2 separate regions of the Mus musculus genome follow, and region 2 is linked to region 1. Evidence: chromatin contacts called from ENCODE POLR2A ChIA-PET data. All regions are on one chromosome and are shown on one strand. The core of a region is the stretch at or near the end of the contact, and the rest is flanking DNA. Distances in the headings are between cores, read along the strand shown.

Region 1 (2,700 bases), core at 49-2,548:
TCCTGCCTCAAGAAGACACTGCTCCTCAGAGGGTGACCCCTCAGTTCTCTCCATCTGCACCTCCACTTTATCCATCTCCCCTTTTCTGTCTCCCCAGCTATGTCCGACTTCCACGTACACCCCCAGGCCGTCACGGGTGAGGAGGGTGGTGTGGCCCGCTTCCAGTGCCAAATCCATGGGCTTCCCAAGCCCCTGATCACATGGGAGAAGAACAGAGTTCCCATTGACACGGACGATGAGAGGTGAGCCTCTTGTGGGAAGGACAGGGGATAACTGGGAAGCTGACTTGGGATAGACTACAGGCTGGGACAGTGCTATTATGTAAGCTGCAGTCAGAATCATGGGTCCGAGTGGCTTACTAGGCCCAGATTCTAGGCTCATGAGATTGTGTAAGAGTATTGTGTGTGTTGTTATCAAGACTAGGAGGGTATGTTCTCCTGGGAGGGTCTCAGTAATCATCTGTGATCACAGCAATAAGGTTGGGTTAGTGCCCATGTCTCCATTTATATCCCCATGGCTTGAGGTTGCAACAGCTGTGCTGATAGTCAACAATGCCCTCCCCTCACAGGTACACACTACTGCCCAAGGGAGTCCTGCAGATAACAGGACTTCGGGCTGAGGACAGCGGCATCTTCCACTGTGTGGCCTCAAACATTGCTAGTGTGCGGGTCAGCCACGGGGCCAGGCTCACTGTGTCAGGTGAGCTCCTTTGGCCTGCCAGGTTCTCTCAGCCACCCCAGTTGGTCTACTCCCAGACACACCTAGTTCCCCAGTGAGACCACGTGTATACAGAGGTCCTTTGAGCATAAGCCCACAAGCCAAAGGCGCCTGAGACTGGTTGCCAGTCCGCTCTTTCTGGGAAGCATGTCTTCCCTGAGCTCTCCCAAGTCTAGAGGTCTGGCTGGGAGAGGAAGGACGATTGTCAGGACCCGCAGGTTCCCCAACATCTCTCTCCTTGTTTTTCAGGACTTGGTTGGGGGTTGGTGCGTACCCTGGGTCATGATGGGGCGGGCTGGCGAGAGTGAGGGAGTGAAAAAGCTTCCAACTGAAATAAGGAAATGTGGGTTTCTCCTCCCAGGCTCGGGCTCAGGGACCTACAAGGAGCCCACCATTCTTGTGGGGCCTGAGAACCTCACCCTGACAGTGCACCAGACTGCGGTGCTGGAGTGTGTCGCCACGGGCAACCCGCGCCCCATTGTGTCCTGGAGCCGCTTGGGTGAGCCTTATCCATAGTCCCTGCTCTCTGGCCAGCCTGCCCCCCGAGAGGGCTGGTCTCACGGTCTCATCACCCAGCTCTGGGGGGCTTTACATTGTATTTGTTTTCAGCAAGGGTCAATCCGATCCCCTCCCTGTGGCCTGGGGAGGGGTTGAGTTTCTCTGGAGGTCAGCCTGCTGCTACATTCTCTCTCTCCCTGCGGGGCTGGCTTAGTTCCCTGGGTTACCGAGTACAAGCTGTCCTGTCTCTCTAGCCCCTAGAACTCTCGGCAGCACCCAGTGCCTCCCGCCCCACCCTCTGTGCCTGGTCACACCCCCGCTATGCAATCCTCAGCCTTCAAAATCTCAGCAAGCAACCCACTCTGGCTCTGCCCTGGCCCGTCCCCCCTCCCCTCCTGCCGCGCTTGCCTGCTCCCAAGTCTGCCCAGCCGGAATCCCCAGGCAGCTGAAGAAAGCAGTGAAAGGGTGCAGATGGGCCACTAGTCTGAGCCGAAAGGTCACTGGGGGAAGGAGCCTCTAGAGGGGGTGGGGTGGGGTCACATTCACAGGGAGACTGTGCCGCACTAGCAGCTGAGTGATGGGGGAAGGAGGGGCCGTGTGGGATAATGGAGTAGATTTCACCACTTCAGGGCCTGAATGGGGAGCTGTCTCCTTGTGTTCTGGCTGTGCTAATCTGATCCCTGGGGTGGGGGGAGGGCCTGGGTCCCAGGGAGAGGCTGGAAAGAGCAGGCTACCATCCGGAGCCACTAGGCACTTCAGGGGCCATCTGCTCCCTCGTTTCCCAAGCTATGGCCTAGCAGGAGAGAAAAAATGGCTCAGGGGTCTAATTCGTGTGGGGAACAAAGTTAACCAAGGCCCTTCCTCCCAGAGCCTTTATATTCCTGGGCATGTCTCAGCATCCTAGATAGAACAGATATCAAGCCGCAGAATTTAACAACGGCTGATCAAATTCAGATCCTCTGTGGAATTTAAGGTAGTGATTCTCAACCTTCCTGATGTTGTGACGCTTCAATGCTGTTCCTCATGTTGTGGTGACCCCCCAATTATAAAATTATTTCGTTGCTACTTCATAACTGTAGTTTTGCTACTATTAGGAACCATGGTGTAAATATCCATGTTTTCTAGAGGTCTTGGGCAACTCCTGTGACAAGGTTGTTAGACTCCCAAAAGGGTCACAACCCATAGGTTGAGAACTGGGCTAGAAGGTCTGTAATCCCAGCACCTAGGAGTCTAGGATCTAGGAGAAGGATCTCACCCCAGGCTATGCAGTGAGATGCTGTCTAAAACCCAAAGCAAACAACAGCAAAACCAGCTAGCAGTCATCATGTTTGAATCAGGACGCTGGCCCCCTGCTGCTGGCCTCCAGGGCTCCACATTTCCCAGACACTTTTGGAGATCTGGAGAGGGGTGGTGTCAAAGCCATAGGTCGGAGCTTTCTGAAAGACTGGTAGAGGGGTGAGCATTCTGGAATATTCTTATCCTTCC
Region 2 (2,879 bases), core at 26-2,525, 36 kb after region 1:
TGCATCATTGTTTGGCCTGGGAAGCTCTCTAGGGTCTGAGAATATAGTTCTGCCTGTCTTCCCTCCCGAAGTCTGAGGAGCACAGGGCCAGGTCCCATTCGGATGCCCAAGAAGGGGGTGATTTCTCAGAGAGCAGAGCCAGTGTGTGTGTATGTTTATTTATCTAATTAATGGTTGTTTTTGTTTTTGTTTTTGTAAAGTTTTGTTTTGGGGTTTGTTTTTGTTTTTTTTGAGACAGGGTTTCTCTGTGTAGCCCTTGCTGTCCTGGGATTTGATCTGTAGACCAGGCTGGACTTGAACTCAGAGATATGCCTGCCTTTGCTTCTGGTGTGCTGGGACTAAAGGCGTGAGCCACCACCTCTCAGCACGTGTGGGGTCTTTAAAGGGGACTTTTAGTCTAACAATTCAGCACTGGTCTTAGATTTCTATGTGACCAGAAGGCCAAGTGCTTTTTTTCTAGTGAGGTCTTGAAGAAGAAGAGGTAAAGGGAATCTGTTCTTACATTTTTTATTTTATTTTATTTATTTATTTTGGTTTTTCAAGACAGGGTTTCTCTGTATAGTCCTGGCTGTCCTGGAACTCACTTTGTAGACCAGGCTGGCCTCGAACTCAGAAATCCTCCTGCCTTTATTTTAATTTTTTAATGTATTTATTTTATGTATGTGAGTACACTGTAGCTGTACAGATGGTTGTGAGCCTTCATGTGGCTGTTGGGAATTGAATTTTTATTTAGGACCACTGCTTGCTCTGGTCAACCCTGCTCGCTCAGTCCCTGCTTGTTCCGGCCCAAAGATTTATTTATTATACATAAGTGCACTGTAGCTGTCTTCAAACGAATTAGAAGAGGGAGTCAGATCTCATTACCAGTGGTTGTGAACCACCATGTGGTTGCTGGGATTTGAACTCAGGACATTCAGAAGAGCAGTCAGTGCTCTTACCCGCTGAGCCATCTCACCAGCCCTACATTTATTTATTTTGTGTATACGTTCACATGTGGGCACACTTGAGCCTTGGTGCAGGTGTGGAAGTCATAGGACAAATTGCTAGAGTCACTTAGCTCCTAACATATGGGATCCTGGGATAGAACTCAGGTCGTGAGGACGGACAGCAAGTGCCTTTACTCGACCAGTTGCTGAGTCATCTTGGGGTCCGGTCTTTTCCCTTCGGCAGGGTTAGGTCATTGTTCTCCCAGTGCCTGTTTTCCCGACTTCCTGTTAGAGGCCTTCGAAGGAGGAGGATCCTGGGAAATCTGAGGTCAGACATTTGAGCAATTCAGAGAATTGCGGAGGCTGTAAGGTAGAGAGGAAGGTCTTTGGGTCGGCTACAGTGTCTTGAGAAAGTATTGTGTCACTCCGACCTTCAGTTTTCCCTGGGTATCAAGTGGCTTCTTGTGTGCAACGTGTCAGCTCCAGAGGAAACCGATTTATTCAACAGGTGGCAATTCCCAAGGTGAGCGAGGCTGGCTCAACCCGTGGAGCCAGGACAAAGACAATTCCCCGGGGCGGGTCCCGGGGCGGTTTCCACTTGGGGCGGTGGCGAGGATGACTAGCAGCCGCATTGGGCACCTTTGCCCAGCACCCGGGGCAGCTGGGATCCTCCGGGACCTGTGGGCGGGCGCGAGCTGAGCAAGGGCGCGGGAAGGGGCGGGCCTGGGCCGGGTGGGCGGAGCGGCGTGAGAGCGGCGGGCGGGGAGGTAGGCGGTGGCTGCTGGCAGTGTGGGGCGGCCAGGACTGATCGGCCGGGTCCCCGGGGTACTACCCACGCCGGGTGCAATAGCGACAACTCCATACCGGGGACTCCGGGACTGGCGGGACCCGAGAGGCGACTCTCCCAGATCCCGTGTTTCCCCGCACTGAGCGACCGTGCCCAGTGTCCTGCAGAGGACGCTCGCCGGCGCGTTCTCACCAATGTCAATTTGTCACCCCTTTGCCTAGCTCCACCCCCCGGGCTGGAAAACCTGGCAGCAGACGGTCTACGGTCCCCCGGGCCCAGGCCCCGCGCTGCCCCTCCTTGTCTCCTCCCGGCCACGCGCTACGAGCCCGGGATGCAGCTCTCCAACAGGGCAGCAGCCAGGGAGGCAGCGAGCCGCGACGTGCTGGCTGCGGACCTCCGCTGCAGCCTCTTCGCCTCGGCGCTGCAGAGCTACAAGCGGGACTCGGTGCTGCGGCCCTTCCCCGCCTCCTACGCCCGCCACGACTGTAAGGACTTCGAGGCCCTGGTGAGTCCGTCCTGATCCACCGTTGCTCGCTGCATCCTGGGCCAAGTGGCCCTGTGGAACGGCAGGCAGGAGCAGCTCCACCCGTGTTAGAAAACACGCCAATTCCCTGGACTTCCCACCCAGCCTGGCCTTGGGGAAGGTTCCCATCAGCAAGAACACTCCTAAACACCCTCGTGCAGACACACTGCCAGGTCATTCGGTGGCTGCTTCCTTTTGTCAGTGACTTAATCCCAGGAGTGATGGAATAGCTACATAGTCCTCCACAAAACGCTCTAGTGTGGCCCTAAAGGGGCGTTGATCTGAACCAGCTGTTCTGCCTAGATAAGAAGTTGTCCCTCCCTCTGCAACTAGTTAGACTTTGCCCTTCAGATGAAGTTACATATTAACAGTACTTATATAAACTGCCACGCAGTGCACATAGGCGTTGTTACTTTCTGATGATTTATAATTCGGAGTGCTGGGATGGATTACAGGTTTCAGCACTTCGCATGACCCATACATAAATCATATAATTTCTTTAAGAGTTAGGGTATTCCAGATGTCAGTTATCATTGTAATCCAAATATTTGGAATTATCTGGAAAGATATAGCTTGCCAAAATTGACTCAGTGAAGAAAATAGAAAGTCTCCAGTAGTGGTGGTGTACACCCACAATCTCAGC

The links. ChIA-PET counts read pairs that join two places held with the same protein, here RNA polymerase II (POLR2A).
Region 2: POLR2A ChIA-PET joins it to region 1 with 21 read pairs in embryonic stem cell. The contact joins the promoter of Parp16 here to the enhancer-like site in region 1. POLR2A ChIA-PET finds 5 or more read pairs at or near these places in 4 of 5 experiments (Patski and embryonic stem cell).

What each region holds. Positions count from the first base shown.
Region 1 is chr9:65,177,298-65,179,997 of GRCm38, forward strand. It overlaps Igdcc3 (immunoglobulin superfamily, DCC subclass, member 3), which reads left to right. Exons shown (of 14, transcript NM_001357257.1): 3 at 98-242; 4 at 569-699; 5 at 1,079-1,216. Among named protein-coding and RNA genes, the nearest start is that of Gm40527, 15 kb to the right of the region's middle. Within about 2 kb of position 1,299, at least 1 of the 3 ENCODE cell types and tissues checked has a DNase peak (open chromatin) inside an H3K27ac peak, as active enhancers do.
Region 2 is chr9:65,213,415-65,216,293 of GRCm38, forward strand. Parp16 (poly (ADP-ribose) polymerase family, member 16) reads left to right here and starts at 1,276. Exons shown (of 7, transcript NM_177460.4): 1 at 1,276-1,449; 2 at 1,935-2,218. The coding sequence starts at 2,045.